Regions from separate parts of the Mus musculus genome. Here region 2 is linked to region 1. Evidence: chromatin loops called from intact Hi-C (ENCODE). Cell type or tissue: left cerebral cortex. All regions are shown on one strand. Each heading gives the region's core, and the rest is flanking DNA. Links, peaks and the distances in the headings are about the cores only. Region 1 overlaps Rab3c (RAB3C, member RAS oncogene family). Region 2 has its middle 38 kb from the start of Rab3c.

Region 1 (12,459 bases), core at 3,776-8,775:
GAGTCCAGATTCTACAGGACTTTTAAGCCTGAAATCTACAAACACCTGTGCCAAGTTACTCAACCAACCAGGATTTAAGGATAGAGGATTTTCTTAGGAGCATGTCTTTGTTGTACACTTATCCTGTGCCAATTGGTTGGGGTATTCGGCTGTGGCAGGACACTTACCTAACCTAACATTCATGTTCTAACTTGCCAATCAAAATGTCAGCTACCCATGTACATGTCTCTTTCTGTCAAGCGGAAGTTCCCATGGAGGCCTTGGAGACTCAAACTTACTCTATCCCTACTCAAACTGGAAGTCTTATCCCAAATAGTTTCTTATATTGGCTCAGGTGTCTCTCTTATGTTGGGGTCCAACCCAGAGGCAGCTTATAAAATCAAAAACCATAAAAGCATAGACATAGGTGCAGGAAGTGTTACCTGGTGGTTGCTTCAGGTCCAAGCTTCTTGTGGCTAACTCTACAAAGCTGTTCTAATTGACTTCTGTTGTGAATGGCTTTCAAGAACACCAAAGCACAAAACGTCTTAGTAACAGCTATGAGAAGGTTTCCTCATGACATTAGTAATGGCACATAATGGCAGGCTTACAGAGGTAACATTTTACCTAGGCCTTAACAAAATTATTCCCAAGAACCCACAGACACTCATAACTAAGCAACTTGTTACAAATTAACAAGGCATGAGCAAGCAAGGTAACTTTCTCAGCAGGTTTCTCCTACTGGCAGGCAGCAATTTCAAGTTACAAAGAAATGATCGATTATTTTCTTATTTATCTTAAAAAGCAGTATTATAAAAAATTTAAAAAGCACAAATCTAAGCTTTTAAATAAATAAAAAAAAAAACAACAATCAGTCATTTCTACTTTAAATCCTCATATTTCACATCTACTCACCAGCATTTTTTTTTATTAAATCATAACAGGAAGCTGAGGGCAAGGATGGATACAAGAAATGATTATCGCCTAGATCACCAGTCGAGCCTCAGTAAGAGTCACATCAGCCAATGCTAGTTAGACTGCCATTGTTCTTGTTCCTTGACCTCAAAAAGTCCCTAGCTCGATTAATAAGAGTGTGCTTTTCTGAACTTCAAATTGTTCCCTAAGGTTTTCTGTGTCCACTAACAAAACTATCATAACCTAGCTTCAGTAACAATTTGTTTTTCCAAATGTTCTTTCTAAGGGCGATGGTCATCCCTGAAACTCTAAAGTCCCAAGTTCCTTCCCAGAGTCATAATTGAATCATTAATCTGCTTCAGCAGCAATGTGATTGTGAGTGCCACAGACACTGCCCAGTGAGGGGCTGGAAGCCCCCTTAGAGGTTTCATACAAGGCTTAGATTAAGAGGGATGTGAAGGCAACAAGTAGAGCAAACCTCCACAGCAGCACAAAGTCCTCAGGACATGGAGTCCTCGGGGCTCTGCCTCTCTGAGGCACACCCATCTTGCTTGTGCTAACTGGTGGACCACATTCCATGAGTTCTAAAGCTGTTTTGTTGCTCTTCCTGCATAGCCTTTGACAATACAGGGGAAAATCCTGATTAAAAGTTCAACAGTCTTGGGAATAGATGGAACACTCAGCAAATGCTATTTTGACTGGGGAGAGAGGATACAGGGTGGGGTTCTTTAGGGAGACTCATGGGAAGAGCTGCCTTGGGGTCATTTAGCAGATGTGGAGGGGGCAAGCGTGATAGGCCTAGAGTAGGTGGAGTTAGACCTGAGAGCTAGGGGAAGTCTAAGAGTTGAGGAATGAATGCCTAACTACATGACTTGAATTTTACTCAATGGAGAGTGGAGAATTCCGGTAGCCCCGTGCAACCTCCAGCAAACTCAGGCACCCTCTTCCTTATCAGAAGACTAAACTAGAGTCTGTAAGTCTAAGGGCAGGGAGAAGACCTTCTGTGTGGGGACTAGCATCCATCAACACTTTAAGATGACCCTTGCATAGGTTCTAAATCATGCCATCTGCTTAAGCCTGGCTGACAAGAGAAACCGGGAGCCTGAAAGACCTGTCCACTCTGTGGTCTATTTATATCAACTTTAGCCTTGGGCCGGGCTCCTGTTCCAAATTCTGGCTGCTTTCCTTGGCCATTCTTCAGGGAAGTGGGTCAAATTCTCATCTCCTCCCACTCCTAAAGTCTGTCTCATGGCTGGCTCCCCAATATGGGACTAGCTAAAATGACAGTTGGTCCTGCTGCTCTGAAGTCCTTACTTCTGGCCCAACTGTCACCTGCCTGGCATCGTGATTGCCTTTCTCCCACAGCTCTGGTTCATCCTATTCCATGGGAAAATTGAGGAGGAAGCTGTGTAGTCGCAACCCAAATGAAGAAAGAACCCATTTGTAATGGAAAAGGTGGCAAGAATGTAAGCTATTGACAGCTAGGGATGAAATGATGCACTAAAGTACAGTTTGGGGTGTTATGGGGGATGGGGGCACAGTGATGGTTTTTCTTTCAAATTTAAAAGGTTAGAGAGCCCAACCAGTGTTCAAGACTTCTGTCCTGTCATGGCTTACACAGGATTATCACAGTAGGGCGCTGTGACATTTCAGTTCTCCTCATGACAGAGTGGCAGCCTAGAGCCTGCCACCTTCAGTGATCAGCATGCTTTGGGCCTCATGGCCCTGCTTGCTTCCCTGTGTGTAGGAGTCTGGAAAGGTCCCAGGCTTCTCTGTGCTTTGTTCCAGGGACATTTAAGGAACAGGGTAAAGAACCACGCCAGCAAGCCAGACCTGTGTCACTCTCCACAAGGCCCAGGATGTGTGATGTCTCTGCTCACCAGCAGAGTCCTTCCAGATAGTCATTTGCTCTTTCAGCTGTCCAAAGGCAAATAGTTTAATTTAAACCATGTCTGGGCATCCCTATCATTGGTTTTAGAAAGGGAAGGAGTTGTTCTGTCTAAGTCAGGTCTGGAGAACCCCAAGGTAGGGGTGTGCTGGCTGAGGCAGGTACTCTTCTGAGTCCAGAGCAGGGATGCCTCTGCCAGAGAGCAGTTGGGAGGAAAAAAAAAGACTAAGAACTCACCCATGTTTCACTAAGCCTGTCCACCACTTGCCTGATAAAGCCACATGCATGCTAAAGTTACTAATTACAGACCGTGCAGCATAAGGGGCAGGTGTTCAGAGCAAGGAGCAGTAGCCTACTTCTCAGGGGACCTGAAACGGTAGCCTACTTCTCGGGGGACCTGTCAGAGTCCACAGTCAGCTTGCTACATCATCTTGGTCTGCTTCTTTGCTCCTGATGAACTAACAGCAGCATCCTTGGCAGTGTGCAGGAGACAATCTCCAGGGTTTTGTAGGACTGTTTGCCAGGCTTCTTTGACTGATGCCGGACTTCTGATGATGATGGTGTGTGTGGATGTAAAGGTAAGGTTTTCTGAGAACAAGCCTATTAGGTAGTAGCTAAGGTAAAAAGACCAAGACACTGGGGTGTAATAACCAGAAAGCCCAAGGAGTTACTATAAGAATAAAGACTCCAGTGTTTGCATTTGTCGTTGTAAGTTAGGCCGCAATTTTAAACATGCTTGGACACAGGGATGGGACAGGGATGGCTTCTCACAGAGAAATTTTACCTTGTGATTCAAATGGAGACAGAAGTCCATGATAGACCCCCATTTCCCCCAGATCTACACAACTCAATGACACCATACTAAAGGCTGTAGTGTTGACCTTGTGCTCCCACTCTTTGAACTCTGTGTTTTAGGATAAATAGATTTAGGCTGCTGGTCACTGAAAACCAGTTTTATTTTCGGAACGCTTTGTAGCTGTTCTTCTCTAGTTCATAGGGAGATGTGGCTTTTGTAATCCCACGGTGTATTTTTAAGCTGTTAAACAACTGGACTGTTAGGTTCACTGGCACTCTTAAAGCCCATGTAAGTCACCTTCGAATTATTTAAATTAATGAAATTGTGTGTGAATTAGTAACTACTCATTACCCTAGAACTGATCAATTAACTGCAACAAAACTGTAGCTGCCTTCTTCGGGGTACCTAGAAAGGCAGGGAAGGCTAATGGGTACTCTCTGTCTCTACCATTTCCCAGCCAATCATGGGAAGGCTTAAACAAATCACTCATCCATTTTCCACCTTCATTTTCTTATCTGAAAAGTAGACAAATTAATAGCCCTTGCTCAAGGACAAAGTGAGTTAAAATGTTCCCAGGGCTCTCAATATTCTCCTAGACTACACAAACGCCAGCGTGGGGTCACTGACGCTGCTCTCCTTGCCCTTCCCAGTTTGTTTGGCCCCTTCACCCACATTTTCCCACTTGAGAGCCATGATAATGCTATAGGACAGGCAGAGCAAACACCATAAATTATGAAAGTGAGTGCGGAAGCCATAATTTTCTCATGGTGACAGATCTAGTGTGTCAGACCAGCAAGGTAGCTCAGTACATAACGGAGCCTGCTGCTAAACCCCATGCCCTGAGTTCAATTCCCAGACCCACATGGTGGGAAAGAACAGACTCTTGCTTACCATCCTGTTCTCCACATATGTGTTTCATACATGCAAATTACATACATATCTGACCACATACAATATATAAAAAATAAACAAACAAACATACAGAAACAGTGAAGATTTTTTTAAAATCTAGCATGTTAACGGTGGGCTGCCAAGGTACTTGGGCCAATAAGCCCCCACACTCTCACCATATCACGGCCTCCTCACCATGCTGAGGAAAGAGTGTTCTTATAATGTGAAGGGCTCCTAGACACTCTCTCCTGAGTCCCAGGATCCCACGGTGTCTTAGGGTTTTACTACTGTGAACAGACACCATGACCAAGGCAACTCTTATAAGGACAACATTTGATTGAGGCTGGCTTACAAGTTCAGAGGATCAGTACATTAGCATCAAGGCGGGAAGCATGGCAGCATCCAGGCAGGCATGGTGCAGGAGGAGCAGAGAGTTCTACATCTTCATCTGAAGGCTGCTAGCAGAATACTGACTTCCAGGCAGCTAGGGTGAGGGTCTTTTAGCCCACGCCCACAGTGACACACCTACTCCAACAGGGCCACACCTTCTAATAGTGCCACTTCCTGGTCTGAGCATATACAAATCATCACATACAGAAAGGGATGGAAATTGAGAACATTTTGGATTCTGTGATCAGAGATCACGTTACTGTTCCCAACTTGCGCACCATCATCCTAGGGTGACCTCATAACCAGATAACGGAGTTACATTTAATAAAGGGGGGTGGGAGCCTGTATCTTTCAGCAATGGCTCAGTGCTTCATGTTCTGCCCTTTCCCAGACGCTCACATGTAAAAGAAGCACCCGCTGAAACGATGATAGAACCGAAACTTGTCCCAGATTTGCCCCAAATTTCAGAATTATTTTCCTCCAAAGTTTCATTCAGAGGTCTCACATCTCCGGTGTGGTTTTGGAATCTTCTGGAATGATGCCCAACCCTACTAATTCTGGGACAAAAACACTAGCACCTAGAAAATAGCAAGCAAAGAGCTCTGATGAGTAAGCAATGACATCGAGCAGAGGGTGCCTGTCCTGCCCTGCCCTGGGTCCATCAGGAACGTAAATGATCCAGCTGTAGGGAATGCACCAGCTTTAGAAAAATCAGCACTGTCCACACCACCTGGCCTTGCCTATAGGTAAATTTCTACTCTAAGAGAACGGCGTGATCACTGTGCAGACACAAAACAATAAAAAAAGAAATAGAAGCCAAAGGTAGACTGAAATACCTTGCACTGTTTCCTAGGACTTTAATCTGCTAATGATCTGTCTCCTGAGTCTGGCTGTTGCTCGGATCCTAACAGAGCTGCAGTCAAAATGTAACTTGGGTTTAATCATCCAATCAACAGTAGTGTCAAAAACTTAGAAATTTTAACTTATGAAAATCATTTATTTTTTTTCCTTTCAATTCCCTTCAAGAAAACAAGTATTTCTTAGTTATTAAAGGGATGTGGACATAGATGCGAAGCAGTGGACTGTGCTTTTCATTTTGGTCCCAGGAGCCAGGCATTCACTGGATTTAATCATTTTGAATCTTTGTGTCTCCTCTGAGATAGGGCCAGATGTAACCAGAAGGATTTATAGGGTGTAAAATTGAGAATGGATTAAAAAAGGCTCTCTGTGTTCTGCCCAGCACATCCTAAATCAACATTCCCCCCGGTGGACCAGACCAATCTCCGGCTGGCCAATTGGGGCAGTTGCCATAGCAACTGACAGGCAAGCACAGCCGGTAGAATGGGAATGCGAACAATGGAATGATAACATTGTGTGCAGAGCTGCATTCTGAGATGGCTTCCAGACAGCCGCATCCTGGAAGTGGGGTTTGCCCACCCTCCTTGTGCCATGGTTCCCACCTTCTTGTATTTTTGCTGCTCAATTAAAATTTATTGTTTTCTTTCCTATTCAAAAACTTTACTGCCATAAATAGTACTGGTGAGAAGGAAATCTGCCCCCACCAGAAAGCTGAAACAGCGTTACAAAGACTGCAGGGTTATTGCATTAACACTCAGTTCAAATACCCAGAGATTGAAGGAGGTCTACGGTAACTCCTGTGATTCTTTAGCGCCACCTAGTGTCCTGCTAGATACTACTTGGTCCCATGACTGGACAGGGAAAAAAGAACAGGATTGAATAGGAAATTCGTAGTCCCTCTTCTGATAGAATATGCACAGGACCTTTTCTAAATCTTTTGTTCAAAAACGTTAATAACTTTGACATAATACAGCAATGAGAGAAGAATGGAAGTCATGTCAGTTTTAGAGAAGACTTTAAAAGACTACACGGCGACCAGACAAAAAATCCTCAGGTTTTTTGTCTAAGGCGTCTCACTTTTCTCCAAAAAGTCAGCCTTGAAGCTGAACACAACAATTCACACCAAGGTGGCCAGGAGTCAGAACAAGGGATAACCCTGAATAATATAGCACCCGAGGATACAGGATAAGTTCCAGTAACGGACTTACACCAACTAAACCCCGCCCCAACCCCTCACTGCCTAGCAATAATGTCATCGAGGGGGTGAGTCACTGATTAAGTCAGAGTCCACAGCATCTAGTTGGGCCTGGAAAAGCAGTCGCAGACACGCCCCATGCTTTGCTCTTAATCCAGCCAAGTCAACAAAGATGTATGAGCACACCAGAGGCGGGAGCAAGGAGTCAGGATGAGAGGACTGGCTGGTGAGGGTTCCTAATGATACTACTACTGTTAACTCTTGATTTCCTCTCAGAAAATCTCTCTGCCGTTGCAGACATCATGAATGAATCAGTAGAGACAAATAAAATGAGTATCATCAACCCCTCTTTATAACTCTCTGCTCTGGTCAGTGGGTAGCGCTTCTTGTCCAGCAGTCATCTCCGGTCTAAGAAATCGCACCCATCTCCCACCGCTGCCTTTGCCCCATCGACATTCAAAACCGCAACTGAGTCCATTGGACTTCAGAAACGTGAAATGATGGGCCTGTTTCTGTGTGTTTCCTGCAGGGTTTGAGTTTTTTGAAACCAGCGCCAAGGATAACATCAACGTGAAGCAAACCTTCGAGCGCCTCGTAGATATCATTTGTGACAAAATGTCAGAGAGCTTGGAGACCGACCCAGCCATCACAGCGGCAAAGCAGAGCACGAGGCTCAAGGAGACCCCTCCTCCACCACAGCCCAACTGTGGCTGCTAATGTCCCCCACACAGGAGCTCCAAGGGGCTCCAGAGCAGCCAAGAAGCAGCATTGATAAATGGTCTATTAGCCTTCGATTATACTGCCTAATAATTATTTGAAGGAAGTCTTTGATGGCAGTGGCCCATATATGCATTCAAACCGTGAGCAATTTCCTGTGTTAATATGTGGCAAACTTGCTCTTATATTTGTAAGGATCATTCATCTATAAACACCTGCTACTTGCATGTAACTTATCATTTATTTGTCTTTCATAATCTTTTTGGGGGGTGCAACCTTTTTCTCAATTAAGCTATTGCAGAAACTACAGACTATAATTTTACTGCAAATAACTTTCATGCCACGGATTCATATCATGCTTTTCATTTGTATGGATGATAACCTAGAGTCCCTTTGTGTGTGCGCATGTGTGTGTGTGTGTGTGTGTGTGTGTGTGTGTGCGCGCGGGCGCGTGCGTGCTGTGACCAAGGAGTGATGTCAGGAAACTTAGTTTTGCCTTTGTCTAAAAAGAAAGTGGGACTTTTGCTCTTGATTGGAGACCCCATCACAGGTCTGGGCAGTGTACCAGTAGGAAATGTATATATATATATATATATTGCACTTTTGTTAATAATATCAGAAGGGTGTGTTGACTTTGAAAAACATTGAGGGATTGGGTACAGGGTCATTCAGGAGGCTGAGGCAGGAAGATAATGAGTTAAAGTAGCTACAAACCATACAACTCGATCATGGGATAAAGAAAAAGTAAAGAAAATGAAATCCAGGCCCTTGCAAGTTTTCTTGAACCACATCAACACTAAGGGAGCTTTGCAGGCCTGACTGCCGGGATTCTTGCCCATGATTCTGCTCATCTCTGCGTGCTTGAGAGCAATTACTACTACAGAAGGGATGTGACTAGCTGTGGCATTCCATGACCTGAGTGACCTCCATCCCTTAACGACTTGTCTCACACCACAAAACACCACCATGGCTCTCTGGAACCCCCACCAATTCTGAACTCGAAATTGGCTTGAAACTTTGTTAGTGCCCCTCTTCCTATAAAAGGTAGGCCAACATTTCAACCACTGTTCTCTGCTCCACTTTAACTAAGCCTTCCCCCCTCTTTAGGAGGCAATTAGGTAACCTTTCCATGAGTCCTGACTGAGGGGGAAAAACCATTTTTTATAACCATATTTTTCAGAGGATTTATAATTCTAAAAGTTACATAAGTCTCTAGACATGCTTAAGATAAACAGATCATAGAGGTGAGCGGTCCAGAAAATTGATGAGCCATGGCGGTTGAAGAGAGGGGTGAGACCCTTGAATATCCTGTCCTCTCTTCTAGGTTTTCTGAAGACCATATAGAAATAATATGCAAAAATCCCGGTTGTGGTGGTGCCTACTCTTGATCCCAGCATTCTGGAGGCAGAGGTAGGCAGATCTCTGAGTTTCAGGCTAGAATGTTCTACAGAGTGAGTTCTAGGATAGCAAAGGCTACACAGGGAAACCTGCTTAAAAAAAAAGGAGGAGGAGGAGGAAGAGGAGGAGGAGGAGAAGGAGAAGGAGAAGGAGAAGGAGAAGGAGAAGGAGAAGGAGAAGGAGAAGGAGAAGGAGAAGGAGAAGGAGAAGGAGAAGGAGAAGGAGAAGAAGAAGAAGAAGAAGAAGAAGAAGAAGAAGAAGAAGAAGAAGAAGAAGAAGAAGAAGAAGAAGAAGAAGAAGAAGAAATAATAGAAAAACAACTCTTAACCTCTGTGCCAAATGCCAAGAGAAATCTCTCTGCCTTCCAGAAGTCTTTGCGGCAAGGATCTTAGGAAGGCACCAGTTTGAAGGACAGAACAGTTTCGTGAGGCAGACATTTTCCCTTTTTGGTAGTTGTGTAAAAGATCCACCCTTCCCTTGGGCGAGGCTGCTGACAGGCTAGTGTGTGCATGTTTTCTTCTCATGTGCTTAGTTGCAAACTTATAAATTAGTGGTAAGTTTCCACTTTGACACCTAGAGGAGCAAGTGTTGGCTCATCAAAGATAAGAAGACACTGGTGATTTTTAAATTTTTAATGACACCTAAATTCAAGAATCATAGAAATTAACATAAAGGGAAAGAGAGAAGTGAGGGGCATAAAGTAGAATTTCTTTGCAATAATATTCATATGATGTCATCCTATTTCTATGACCTGGGCCATAATACAACCATATTGAATACTATGGCTGTCAAGCTCATTTTTACAATCTACTACAAAACAATGAAGTCAGGAAACCTGGGCCTCTTTCCTTGCATGCTTACAATAAGTGTAAAAGGCCTCACTCAGATATTTTGAATGGCTTCTTCAAAAGGATGTGGGCATGCGTGTGTTATCAAACAAGAGCAGGTAGGAGAGAAAGGGAAACAACCACGTTTACTCATTTGAAAATTCCTTGGAAGAACTGGTTGAAAAGGATTTACTGAAGCCAGATGCCCACATACATGCTCTGTTGAAAATTCCAAAGTTAAGACCACGATGTGCTAGTCAGTGGAGAGAGGGGCAGCAGTAGCCCTAATGTCATTGTCCCAGAACATTCCATACCTCCTATTTTCCAGATTCCCATAGAAACACAGTTGTACCAAATGAAAGGTATGGAATTCTATATTTCATTCCAAACAATTCAGTGAGCATTTCCAGAGAGACTTGTTGCTCCCGGAAGAGAAAAGAGTTGCTGTCCCTAATGTCATCAAGAAACCTTGGTTGTAAAATCAACTTTGGCAAGTGGGAACCAGATAATAGAACATCTATAAGCCTTGACCTATATAATTTAAATTCTGATGTTTTCAACCTTTGGCCACTACATTACATATGTACAAATACATACTACCCCTCCTTCCATCAACATAAGTATGAATAGGTCCTTCTAACCAACAACCTGGCTAAATTTGTATATAAAAAGATGTTCAAAAACTACACATTTGTCTTCCCAGGTCTTAGACATCATTTCTTGTCTCTGATGCAATTAGGTTAGTATTTTAAGTGTGTCATTGCCCTCCCCTGTGGTCATCTGGGTACCCCTGCCCATCCATTGTTTTTAGAACAACCCTAACTGCTTCGGAAAACACTCCCAAGAACTCTAGTGTTGGTTTGTCTCTTTCCATCCTTAATGCAAGTGGAAGGTGTTTCGTCTACATAGCCATTTCACAGTGTGAGTGGATATGGGAGATTCACAAGGTGTCTTCGGTCCCAAGACAGCGAGTTAATCATAAGCATCACACCTATGGGCTCACAGGAAGAACTGCTTTAGAACGGTGGCTCAGCTCCCCGTGTTAACCCCTCCAAACAGCATCTACTGCCATCAGGAGCTTCTAATGACTACAAGGAGCAAGAGATGTGTGAAGTTCCTCCCTGGGGCCACGTAGAGTATGGTCTTGCTTGCTGCTAGGTAAATAAGGGCTGAAGATTGTACTGGCAAATGATGTACAATGAATGATGTTTCAATCATGGTCATAAATGGGAAATACAAATTCTACAAAATTGCAAATGGAAGGCACCAATGTGCTCAATAAAACTGGGTTTACTATACTTACTTCACTCCTACACAAATTCATTTATTCAGCACATTGATTTTTTTTTCCAGGAGCCAATTTAAGCTTCTAATTTTAGTTACATCTGTGACAACAATAATTTTAAAGTAGAATGCATTCCACTATTAACTGAACTTTCACTAAGTGACATTAACTTCAGAGTATTGAAGTTCTTAGTGGTTCATTAACATGCTTTGTCTACTGTGTATCTTAGTACAGGGCTAAGTATGCCCTTTAGTGTTTTGTTTTGTTTTGTTGCTGTTGTTGTTATTGTATGGCACTTGCGGGACTGTATTAAAAATTGTATCCAAACTCTATCGAGCTTCACCAAGCCAAGATAGAAGCTACATGTGATAAAACAGGGACATGAATGATCTTAAAGATGTGACCAAAACTATTCTAGCCTGCAAAGTTAATGTTTGCTGCTAATCTTCACCGTAATTTGGGAATGTTCAAATCAGCTATCCTGTGTTATCTATGCTGTGCTTGCCAGCTAACCCATCTGTCTGGGGAACTGACTTTATCTAGATTTTAGTCTTCATGCCGATCCTGGCCACCTTTTGTGTGCACTCTCTGTGTGCTATGTGAGGCGATCCGGAAGTCCTTTCTGCTTGCTCTGAATGTGTGTCCACAGTTCTGCCAGTTAGTGGATGCTCCCTGCACTTTCGTTGTCTGCCAGTGGAATGGAGATGTCCCCTTTGGTATGCTAAACCGCTGAATATTCAAATAAGCTTTGGAGTCCTTTATATTTTATGTAATTTTTTCCCCTAGAAATCAGAGCAGGCATAAGCCTGTTTTATACCCTGGGGTTTAATAAGGACATTACAGTTTACTGACATATTTACAGTTGAGACACACTCATACCCTTGTGCCCACCCCAACACACACTTGCAAAAACACCTTTTTCAGTAAAGAGAAAATCCCCACTGTTGGTACTTTCTCTGTGCAGAGAAAGGGGGGCATTTTGCTGTGCACCATTTGTGACCACGTCTTACTTAAAAGTTCAATGCAATGGACTCTCCATTTGGATTTGCTTAGTCCGTGGCCATGACTTCTAAAACAGAAAGGGTGGAGAGAAAGTGCATGCCACCAACACTGAAGGTAACAGAAAATGAGGCATCTCACAACTGCAGCTGGGGCGGGAGCATTACGTATTGTGTAGCTAAGGACATACCTATTAGACTTTATCATTGTGTAGTCCTTTTATACTGCCACATGTTTTTTAAAAAAAAATGATTAAGGATATTCTAAAAGCACTATCCCCACAGAACAGCATTGCCTCATTCTTCAGTTCCCCTCAGCAAC
Region 2 (12,459 bases), core at 2,980-7,979, 260 kb before region 1:
GTGGAGCCTCAGAGTCTAAAACTAGAAGGCAACCCAGTAGTCTGCTTTCTCTTGGGCATGGCTGGATGAATTATGTCTTGGCCTTCTTTCTGTTGCTGCGACAAAGGCAATTTGGGGGGAGGATAAAGAGTTCATTTTAATTTACAATCCCAGAGTACAATTTATTGTAGAAAAGTCAAGGCAGTGGGAACTTGAAGTAGCTGTCACAGCTGCCACAGTCAAGTACAGACAGAGAATAAATGCATGCTTGCAAGTGCTCAGCTGGTCTCCCCTTTCCCTTATTCTAACACCCAGCTTTGAAATGATACTGCCTACATTCAGGGTGTATCCTCCCATATTAGTTAACTCAGTCAAGAAAACATCTCCCAGAAGAAGTTCCAACTTGTAATAAGGACACATGCTCCACTATGTTCATAGCAGCCTTATTTGTAATAGTCAGAAGCTGGAAAGAACCCAAATGCCCCTCAACAGAGGAATGGATACAGAAAATGTGGTAAATTTACACAATGGAATACTACTCAGCTATTAAAAACAATGAATTTATGAAATTCTTAGGCAAATGGATGTACCTGGAGGATATCATCCTGAGTGAGGTAACCCAATCACAAAAGAAGTCACTTGATATGCACTCACTGATAAGTGGATATTAGCCCAGAAGCCTAGAAAACCCAAGATACAATTTGCAAAACACATGAAACTCAGAAGGAAGACCAAAGTGTGAATACTTCGTTCCTTCTTAGAATGGGGAGCAAAATACGCATGGGAGGTGTTACAGAGACAAAGTTTGGAGCCGAGACGGAAGAAAGGACCATACAAAGACTGCCCCACCTAGAGATCCATCCCATAATCATCCACCAAACCCAGACACTATTGCATATGCCAGAAAAATTTTGCATACGGGACCCTGATATAGCTCTCTCTTGTGAGGCTATGCCAGTGCCTGGCAAATACAGAACTGGATGCTCACAGTCATCTATTGGATGGAACACAGGGCCCCTAATGAAGGAGCTAGAGAAAGTACCCAAGGAGCTAAAGGGGTCTGCAACCCTATAGGTGGAACAACAATATGAACTAACCAGTACCCCACCCAGAGCTGTTTCTGTAGTTGCATATGTAGCAGAGGATGGCCTAGTTGGCCATCAATGGGAGGAGAGGCCCTTGCTCTTGCTACAATCATATGCCCCAGTACAGGGGAATGCCAGGGCCAGGAAGCAGGAGTGGGTGGGTTGGGGACGGTATCGGGAGCTTTGGGGATTGCATTTGAAATGTAGATGAAGAAAATATCTAATAAAAAAAAACAGAAAACATCATTGGGGTGCCCAATCCTAACAATTTCTCATGGAGACTCTTCCACAAATGACTCAAGGTTATGGAAAATTGACTATATACAAGGACTAACCATCATATGTAGACATATTTGGTTCAGCCACTTCAGTTTATATACTTCAGATGAGGACATTTTGTATCATGTTTGGTTTAGAGAAACTATTCAGCATTTCAATATATATTACAGCCATGTAAGCCTTAACTGTCTATTATTCTTCAGGTGTACATTTTCAAAATGATTGTTTTGACAGTTATTTTCCCAAGATCTCAAATATAATGTGGCCATTGCAAAGAAGTGGACTTTTATGTCTGTTGAGATACTTAAGCATTACACGAACACCTCGTCCCAATACCTCCCTTATTTTAAGTATTAACACGATGCTAATTTGTTCCATCAGAGATTCCCTGCCCTTGAACTCTTACAATCCAATGAAGTTCCTAAAACATGGGAGTCATCTCTATCAATTATTTAGCACCATAGTGCCTGTCACAGAGGAAAAGGAATCAATAGTTCTTAAGTATGAATAATCACATGGTTAAAAAAAAACTAATTTCCTGTCATTTTTCATCCAAGTTCTTTGCTGTGCTTCTCTTTAGAACTATTCTTTCTTGCAAAAGTTCCTCTGGTGCTAAAGGCCTCCTGGTTCCATGTAATTTCCTGCTATAAATTTGTGGGCTAAGACGGGATCCTGTTCTATTCCCTTCTACATCATCTAATCTCTTATAGACTTTCTAGACTAAAAAGGCAGCACTAAAGAGACACAGAGTTTCTGGCAGAGGACATGGATAGGTTTAAAAGTATGTGTTGTAATGCTGCAAAATGTCTGTTTATGAAAATTAAAAAGAAATCAAGGTACCTTAAAAGTTAGCTTATATAAAACAGCTTACACTGAAAACATCACAGAACAACAACGACGACAATAACAATACCATCAACAACCAACAAGAACAGAAATAATCAGTCCTGAATGTGTCCAGCCCCTTTCCTTTCTTTTCCTTTTTCTTTCTCAAGACAGGGTTTCTCTGTTTAGCCCTGGTTGTCTTGGACTCACTCTATAGACCAGGCTGGCCTGGAACTCAAAAATCAGCCTGCCTCTGTCTCCCAAGTGCTGGGATTAAAGGCAGGCATCACCACTGCCCGGCCCCCGTTTCCCTTTCTTACAGTGGTGACTTACATTTTTACATATTTCATAGATATTGCCACTTGTCCCTTCAATATGGTTATGGCATGAGTTATTGGTCATTAATATAACAGATAAGGTGCTACTTCAGTTGGACTAACAACCATAATCTCCATTTCGCTTCCCTCCACAATTAGATGTGTTTTCTACTGGCTACTTGTCAGCTTGAACAGCGTGCTTTCACACTTTATGTTTCACCAATCAAGTGTACTTCTCTACCTTCCTAAAGTGTCGCATTGTCACTCCTACCTAGGACCAGCTATGAGCACACACAGCATTTTTGGGTAAATTAGAAACAGATGTTCTTAAAAGGATCACATGACCAGCAGCTCCTGTTTGCAGAGCAAACCTGTCTGGTCTCCCAGGTGTTGGTTCTCAGCCCCCATTGTGTTGATACCTGGGTACCTTCACACAGTCTAAACTGTCCTCATACACTGAACCCTGACCTGAACCCTCTCTCTCTTCTAGTACAGTCCAATTGCCTTTTACATTTCAACCTTTACATTTTATTTTGTAAGCACAGTATTCTGTACTATGTATATAGATTGAATAGTAATGTAAAGAATTTATTTTATTATACTACTGTGTTATTTCATGGGTACACTTTCTTTTTGTTGTTTATCCTTTAATTATCCTGAAATTGCCATTTTTCATTTTTATTTTTGTTCCGCGTCCATTTCTCCTCATCGGACATCATCCAGTTCTTGCTCCCAACTAGACTAATTGATCCTGGCACCTGCTGTGAGTGGGAACATTTCTGATGGTTTTCTTGGGTTGAAGCCATCATTTCCTGGATCCCACGTCTAACTTATATTTATTTATTTCTCTCATTGGCTTTTGCCAGGTTGGAGTACAGTGACTACTTGTAAGAGAAGTAAGGTTTGTTTCCTACATATCTAAACTGTCTTTTCATTGCTTTCAAAAAATCATTATTTGGCTCCTAGCAAAATGCTAAACAGAACACATCTCAGATCTTTAATTAAGTCTCTAGAAGACAGAGGTCTTCCAGATATAAACAATAGAGGAGATGTTTGTTCATAGCCAAATTTCAAGTTGGGCATTTGAAAGATGCTTCAGCAATTAAGAGTCTTCACTACTTTTGCAGAGGGCCCAAAGTTCACCTCCCAGGACCCACATCAGAAAGCTCACAAGCTCCAGGTGATATGACATACTCTTCTGCAATTAGCAGCAGTAGAAATGGGAGAAAAGCAATCAATAGTTTTGCTCAGCTGTAAAGCCCATGAACCACAACAATAACTAGCATGGCAAGATATCCCTGTCATACAATACTGGTACTTATATACAAGGGGCAACCAACAATTGTCCAATTTATAATTAAGGTAATTGTCTAAATGTAATTGTGATTAATAGAGAATTCATGCCTGGTATTATAACCTAGCCAATTACATTTGGCTGATAAGATCACAGCCCCTGGAAGACAGCACCCTACTGCCACTTTCCTAAACAGATATAATTTCTGTGAACAAATTATAATTATAACAATTATATTTATGATTGCATTCTAAAAGCGCATCCTTACAACCACAGATGAGTGTACTTAAGGCCCCTAATTAAAGAAGCTTCTCTCGGCAGCCGATGGAGACTGTTATAGAAACCTACAATGTGTCTAAATGCACAGGACAACAGACTGTGGTACGTCCAACACTAACTGATGAATCTATAATGCAACCCCTACACCTAAGACTCAGAGAACATTACTGAAGAGGAGACAGAAAATTATAAAAGCCCAAAGACTGGGGTATCTGCTGCAAAATAGTGTCTTCTATACATAATGGGAAAGCTATAGATCAGAAACCTAAAATATATCATTGTCTGAACAAGACCTGAAGAATGACAATATCAGTTGTCATGGCAACATGGATGGGGGGAGCTACAGGCGAATTAATGACTTCTGAGAGAGAGAGGGAGAGAGAGAGAGAGCAATCTTCTCAAGAGAGGAACCCCACGACAGTTTATCAAACCCCAACTGCTTAGCCTTAAACACACATGCATGATCTCAACATTAAATGGACTCAGCAGATTGCACGTATGTGTGTGTGTGTGTGTGTGTGTGTGTGTGTGTGTGTGTAGCATGAATAAGAGGACATGAATTTAGAAGGGAGGGGAGGGGACTTGGGTATTCAGCCTCTTTCATAGCATACCTAGGAAACTATAATTCTCAGGATATTGGAAATGTTCCCACTTTTATTATTTACGGATGTTTCTAATCTCACTTGCCCAAAGGCTCATCTTGGTTCACTGTCATGTGATAACAGCTAAACGCAAAAGAACGTTTTAGAAGCACCATTCCACGACGTGGGGAAGAGCAGCTAACTCCAGGAAACAACGAGCTTACTTTAAATTTTTTTTTCATTACCTAATTGGGAACAAAAATGCATTGAAAACCTTTAGTGTATGAGACATAGGAGGCACAGTACAAAACCAAACAGGCAAGGTCTCTCTCAATGCACAGCTTCATTCTGGAGGTTTCCAGGCAGACTCAGATAGATCAGTACTTCTGGCTGGAGTACCTCTCAGCAGAACACACCTCCAGTCTCCCTCTCTTGTCCAAAGTAAAAAGTCTCCAGTAAGAGTCAAACAGAAAAGGCTTGGTGCGTTTTGTTCTCCAGCCCAATAGCTGCACTGTTATTTGGTATCTGTCTTTATGGAGCCCCTCTAAGTGGGTGATCAATGAGAAGCAGATGGAGTTTGCATCCAAGTAGACTAAGTGTGCTTCAACGTTGAAGAATATCCACCCAACATCCTAAAGTGGGTGCTGAGAGGCAGGTGAATGTCATTTCCTGGAACAGAGTATTTGCTTGCCTCTTTTATTTTTTACCATGGAGCCTCTTGAACTAACTCAATAGCGCATAGAACCAGGCAAAGAGAGACAACACTGCTGTTTTCTGATTACAGGCTTAGCTCACCAGATTATCACTCCAAAGCTTCCTAACTGTCACACAACAACTTAGAACTTTTTCAGCTTAAACTCTGTGTTTAAAACTCTTCACATGACACGACAGTTGTTGGCAGTTGTTCTCTTTCCTCTTAATGAGGCTGGCAGCAGCCACTAGAGGCCCTCCAAGTCCAGACTCTAGCATGGAAGTAGAATGCTAAACCGTTCTGGCCAGCACGGCCAACCTACAGATAAGTATCCAGCGATTACTCATTCCAAAACACATATTTGGCAGTCATCTACACAACTGGCATATTAAACACCTGCAATCTGTTCAATAAAAGGAGGGTTTTTTTTTTTCTGTAGGGCACCATGCAAAACCAACAGTGATTTTTGTATTCATCTGTTTACTTTTTATGGCTCTCCTGAATTTTTCTTTCTTGATAGTCTTCTGCTTAAAAACAAACTTGCCGTGTCCCCTGTCTCTTGTGAAGGATATCACACACTGGCAAAGGTGACAGTGCTCCTTAGTGTGAGTGGCACTCATCGCTGCTCATAGAGGATCTGATGAATAGTAATGCTGGCTGAGATAAGCCCATGACACACTGAATGCATCATGGCCATTGACACTGAGAGTCCTGGGCCATACTTCTGTAGTCTACCTTGTGGACGCCTGCGTGCTCTAGATTCTGAAGCAGAGTAGAATAGAACATAATGTTTTGTCTGGCTCTCCTGCTCTAAAGCAGAAGTCAAATTCGTATGGGTTGGATCCTTTGAAGTTTAAAAGCCAAGCAACCTGTTGAAGGTACTGATAGGGCATAAATGTGGGGCATGGGAACATTTTCAACTCAAAATTTCCAAGACCCAACAAGGAAGAGTTAATGAACTACCTCAACACTGAGTATTTACAGTGAGTATTTACAGTGATGGTGTTTTCTCTCAGTAAACCCCATTCTACTTCCAGAATGGCTGAGAGCACAGATCGCTAGATGTCAACTTTCCTTTCCATCCTTCATTCATATATATATATATATATATACATATATATATATATATACATATATATATAATGTATATAAGTACATTGTAGCTTCAGACACACCACAACAGAGCAGCAGATCCCATTATAGATTATTATGAGTCACCATGTGGTTGCTGGGAATTGAACTCAGGACCTCTGGAAGAACAGTCAGTGCTCTTATCCTGTGAGTCATCTCTCCAGCCCATCCATCCTTCTTTCTTAAGACTTCACATTATCTTCCTTTAAAAATAATTAACATGACATCCTTCTGATTCCCTGCCCCCAGTCCTCTAATGCTTCTCTATTATCACTTAATGAAGTTCAGCCACCTTTATAATATGTTAATCAAAGATTCCTCATTGCTTTCTCTCCAACCAAAGCTCTCCTAGCATATTTCCCACTTCTCTTTTCACTAGCCTATCTGAAGAGTGTTCATTGCCTCTGATACAGTTCATCTAGATGAAAGTATCCCAATGGTTCCTAATGCTGCAACCCTTTAATACAGTTCTTTGTGTTGTGGTGACCCCAACCATAAAATTATTTTTGTTGCTACTTTATAACCATAATTTTGCTACTGTTATTAATCATGGTATAAATATAGGATATGGAAGCAGGATACCTGGTATGTGATCCTTGCAGGGATTGCAACGCAGACTGAGCACCATCGCTTCTACCATAAGGGCTGTGGTTGCTTACAGAGACTCTGTGTTCACCATGCTCTCTAAGTCTCTTTTGGGATGGGGAATAAACCTAAGACAGCAGGGGCAACTCTTCTTTCTTTTTTTAATTGGTTATTTTGTTTGTTTACATTTCAAATATTGTCTCCATTCCTGGTCTCCCCTCCACAAATGCCCTATCCCATCCTCCCTCCTCTTTGCCTCTAAGAGGGTACTCCTCCAATCACCAAACCACTCCTGCCTCACTGTTCTAGCATCCTCCTATGGTGGAGCATCAAGCCTCCACAGGACCAAAGGCCTCCCTTCCCATTGATGCCAGATAAGGCCATCCTCTGCTATATATGCAGCTGGAGCCAAGGACCCAACCATGTGTACTCTTTGGTTTGTGGTTTAGTCCCTGGGAGTTCTGGGGTGGGGGTGGGGTCCAGTTAGTTGATATTGCTCTTCCTATGGGGTTGCAGTCTCCTTCAGTTCCTTCAGTTTTTCCCCCAATTCTTCCACTGGGGTCCCTGGGCTCAGTCCAATGGTTGGCTGTGAGTATCTGCATCTGTATTGGTCAGGTGCTGGCAGAGTCTCTCAGGGGAGAGCTGTATCAGGCTCCTGTCAGCAAGCATTTCTTGGCATCAGCAATAGTGTTTGGTGTGTACAGATGGGATGGATCCCTAGGTGTGGCAGTCTCTGGATGGCCTTTCCTTCAGTCTCTGCTCCATTTTTTGTCCCCATGTTTCCTTTAGACAGGAACGATTCTGGATTAAAAGTTTGGAGATGGGTGGGTGGCCCCATTCTGAAACTTTTCATCTTTATGAGTCATCTATGTTTTTCTCTTCCCTTTTAAGGCTCAAGAATCTATGAGGACAACAAGTGTACTATGTTACTAGGGAGTGAGGCTGATGTTTGTACATATTCGTCCTTTGCAAGACACCCTAGAGCTTGTAGGTGTCACCAAAGAGGAGCATGGCATTTCATGTTTACGATGAAGAAATTTCTTTATTAGCTGTCTACTCTAGTCACCCCAAACTGAATATGATTGCAAGCATTTACAATGGCACTAGCATATAACTTCTTTCCAATTACTTAGACAGATTAATTCAAAAATTAAATGTATTATTTATGCTGTATTTTGGATTTGACCTGCTGCTAGCTCATGTCTCTTGATAAGACAATATGTCCAGAATTCTGTAAGGGAAAATATTTCTTTTCTTTTTTTTTTTTTTTTTCTGTTATACATGGAGCTTTCTTTTTTTTTTTCTTTCCATTTTTTATTAGGTATTTAGCTAATTTACATTTCCAATGCTATAGCAAAAGTCCCCCATACCCACCCACCCCCACTCCCCTACCTGCCCACTCCCCCTTTTTGGCCCTGGCGTTCCTCTGTTCTGGGGCATATAAAGTTTGTGTGTCCAATGGGCCTCTCTTTCCAGTGATGGCCGACTAGGCCATCTTTTGATACATATGCAGCTAGAGTCAAGAGCTCCGGGGTACTGGATAGTTCATAATGTTGATCCACCTATAGGGTTGCAGATCCCTTTAGCTCCTTGGGTACTTTCTCTAGCTCCTCCATTGGGAGCCCTGTGATCCATCCATTAGCTGACTGTGAGCATCCACTTCTGTGTTTGCTAGGCCCCGGCATAGTCTCACAAGAGACAGCTACATCTGGTTCCTTTCGATAAAATCTTGCTAGTGTATGCAATGGTGTCAGCGTTTGGATGCTGATTATGGGGTGGATCCCTGGATATGGCAGTCTCTACATGGTCCATCCTTTCATCTCAGCTCCAAACTTTGTCTCTGTAACTCCTTCCCAGGGTGTTTTGTTCCCACTTCTAAGGAGGGGCATAGTGTCCACACTTCAGTCTTCATTTTTCTTGAGTTTCATGTGTTTAGGAAATTGTATCTTATATCTTGGGTATCCTAGGTTTTGGGCTAATATCCACTTATCAGTGAGTACATATTGTGTGAGTTCCTTTGTGAATGTGTTACCTCACTCAGGATGATGCCCTCCAGGTCCATCCATTTGGCTAGGAATTTCATAAATTCATTCTTTTTAATAGCTGAGTAGTACTCCATTGTGTAGATGTACCACATTTTCTGTATCCATTCCTCTGTTGAGGGGCATCTGGGTTCTTTCCAGCTTCTGGCTATTATAAATAAGGCTGCTATGAACATAGTGGAGCATGTGTCCTTCTTACCAGTTGGGGCATCTTCTGGATAAATGCCCAGGAGAGGTATTGCTGGATCCTCCGGTAGTACTATGTCCAATTTTCTGAGGAACCGCCAGACTGATTTCCAGAGTGGTTGTACAAGCCTGCAATCCCACCAACAATGGAGGAGTGTTCCTCTTTCTCCACATCCACGCCAGCATCTGCTGTCACCTGAAATTTTGATCTTAGCCATTCTGACTGGTGTGAGGTGGAATCTCAGGGTTGTTTTGATTTGCATTTCCCTGATGATTAAGGATGTTGAACATTTTTTCAGGTGCTTCTCTGCCATTCGGTATTCCTCAGGTGAGAATTCTTTGTTCAGTTCTGAGCCCCATTTTTTAATGGGGTTATTTGATTTTCTGAAGTCCACCTTCTTGAGTTCTTTATATATGTTGGATATTAGTCCCCTATCTGATTTAGGATAGGTAAAGATCCTTTCCCAATCTGTTGGTGGTCTTTTTGTCTTATTGACGGTGTCTTTTGCCTTGCAGAAACTTTGGAGTTTCATTAGGTCCCATTTGTCAATTCTCGATCTTACAGCACAAGCCATTGCTGTTCTGTTCAGGAATTTTTCCCCTGTGCCCATATCTTCAAGGCTTTTCCCCACTTTCTCCTCTATAAGTTTCAGTGTCTCTGGTTTTATGTGAAGTTCTTTGATCCATTTAGATTTGACCTTAGTACAAGGAGATAAGTATGGATCGACTCGCATTCTTCTACATGATAACAACCAGTTGTGCCAGCACCAATTGTTGAAAATGCTGTCTTCCACTGGATGGTTTTAGCTCCCTTGTCAAAGATCAAGTGACCATAGGTGTGTGGGTTCATTTCTGGGTCTTCAATTCTATTCCATTGGTCTACTTGTCTGTCTCTATACCAGTACCATGCAGTTTTTACCACAATTGCTCTGTAGTAAAGCTTTAGGTCAGGCATGGTGATTCCACCAGAGGTTCTTTTATCCTTGAGAAGAGTTTTTGCTATCCTAGGTTTTTTGTTATTCCAGATGAATTTGCAAATTGCTCCTTCTAATTCGTTGAAGAATTGAGTTGGAATTTTGATGGGGATTGCATTGAATCTGTAGATTGCTTTTGGCAAGATAGCCATTTTTACAATGTTGATCCTGCCAATCCATGAGCATGGGAGATCTTTCCATCTTCTGAGATCTTCTTTAATTTCTTTCTTCAGAGCCTTGAAGTTTTTATCATACAGATCTTTCACTTCCTTAGTTAGAGCCACTCCGAGATATTTTATATTATTTGTGACTATTGAGAAGGGTGTTGTTTCCCTAATTTCTTTCTCAGCCTGTTTATTCTTTGTGTAGAGAAAGGCCATTTACTTGTTTGAGTTAATTTTATATCCAGCTACTTCACCGAAGCTGTTTATCAGGTTTAGGAGTTCTCTGGTGGAATTTTTAGGGTCACTTATATATACTATCATATCATCTGCAAAAAGTGATATTTTGACTTCCTCTTTTCCAATTTGTATCCCCTTGATCTCCTTTTGTTGTCGAATTGCTCTGGCTAATACTTCAAGTACTATGTTGAAAAGGTAGGGAGAAAGTGGGCAGCCTTGTCTAGTCCCTGATTTTAGTGGGATTGCTTCCAGCTCCTCTCCATTTACTTTGATGTTGGCTACTGGTTTGCTGTAGATTGCTTTTATCATGTTTAGGTATGGGCCTTGAATTCCTGATCTTTCCAGAACTTTTATCATGAATGGGTGTTGGATTTTGTCAAATGCTTTTTCTGCATCTAACGAGATGATCATGTGGTTTTTGTCTTTGAGTTTGTTTATATAGTGGATTACATTGATGGATTTTCGTATATTAAACCATCCCTGCATCCCTGGAATAAAACCTACTTGGTCAGGATGATTGATTGCTTTAATGTGTTCTTGGATTCGGTTAGCGAGAATTTTATTGAGGATTTTTGCATCGATATTCATAAGAGAAATTGGTCTGAAATTCTCTATCTTTGTTGGATCTTTCTGTGGTTTAGGTATCAGAGTAATAGTGGCTTCATAAAATGAGTTGGGTAGAGTACTTTCTACTTCTATCTTGTGAAAAAGTTTGTGCAGAACTGGAATTAGATCTTCTTTGAAGGTCTGATAGAACTCTGCACTAAACCCGTCTGGTCCTGGGCTTTTTTTTGGCTGGGAGACTATTAATAACTGCTTCTATTTCTTTAGGGGATATGGGACTGTTTAGAAGGTCAACTTGATCCTGATTCAACTTTGGTACCTGGTATCTGTCCAGAAATTTGTCCATTTCGTCCAGGTTTTCCAGTTTTGTTGAGTATAGCCTTTTGTAGAAGGATCTGATGGTGTTTTGGATTTCTTCAGGATCTGTTGTTATGTCTCCCTTTTCAGTTCTGATTTTGTTAATTAGGATTTTGTCTCTGTGCCCTCTAGTGAGTCTAGCTAAGGGTTTATCTATCTTGTTGATTTTCTCAAAGAACCAACTCCTCATTTGGTTAATTCTTTGAATAGTTCTTCTTGTTTCCACTTGGTTGATTTCACCCCTGAGTTTGATTATTTCCTGCCGTCTACTCCTCTTGGGTGAATTTGCTTCCTTTTTTTCTAGAGCTTTTAGATGTGTTGTCAAGCTGCTAGTATGTGCTCTCTCCCGTTTCTTCTTGGAGGCACTCAGAGCTATGAGTTTCCCTCTTAGAAATGCTTTCATTGTGTCCCAAAGCTTTGGGTACGTTGTGGCTTCATTTTCATTAAACTCTAAAAAGTCTTTAATTTCTTTCTTTATTCCTTCCTTGACCAAGGTATCATTGAGAAGAGTGTTGTTCAGTTTCCACGTGAGTGGTGGCTTTCTGTTATTTTTTTTGTTATTGAAGATCAGCCTTAGTGCATGGTGATCTGATAGGATACATGGGACAATTTCAATATTTTTGAATCTGTTGAGGCCTGTTTTGTGACCTATTATGTGGTCAATTTTGGAGAAGGTACCATGAGGTGCTGAGAAGAAGGTATATCCTTTTGTTTTAGGATAAAATGTTCTGTAGATATCTGTCAGATCCATTTGTTTCATAACTTCTGTTAGTTTCAGTGTGTCCCTGTTTAGTTTCTGTTTCCATGATCTGTCCATTGGTGAAAGTGGTGTGTTGAAGTCTCCCACTATTATTGTGTGAGGTGCAATGTGTGCTTTGAGCTTTACTAA

The links. Hi-C counts contacts between places; a loop is a spot of excess contacts. Peaks named below come from ENCODE experiments on the same cell type or tissue, not always from the same donor. Only the 100,000 strongest peaks of a DNase experiment are listed, where the experiment ranks them.
Region 2: it touches region 1 in a loop (5-fold over the local background); 8 of 42 quality-filtered maps call a loop at or near these places.

Annotation. Positions count from the first base shown.
Region 1 is chr13:110,056,985-110,069,443 of GRCm38, reverse strand. It overlaps Rab3c (RAB3C, member RAS oncogene family), which reads left to right. Exons shown (of 5, transcript NM_023852.5): 5 at 7,442-12,459. The coding sequence ends at 7,629. Among named protein-coding and RNA genes, the nearest start is that of Gm32881, 57 kb to the right of the region's middle. In left cerebral cortex, for the core only: a CTCF peak has its summit at 6,546 (motif pointing left); DNase peaks (open chromatin) are centred at 5,467, 6,518 and 6,892.
Region 2 is chr13:110,312,064-110,324,522 of GRCm38, reverse strand. No RefSeq gene overlaps it. Among named protein-coding and RNA genes, the nearest start is that of Rab3c, 38 kb to the right of the region's middle. In left cerebral cortex, for the core only: a CTCF peak has its summit at 5,585; a DNase peak (open chromatin) is centred at 5,589.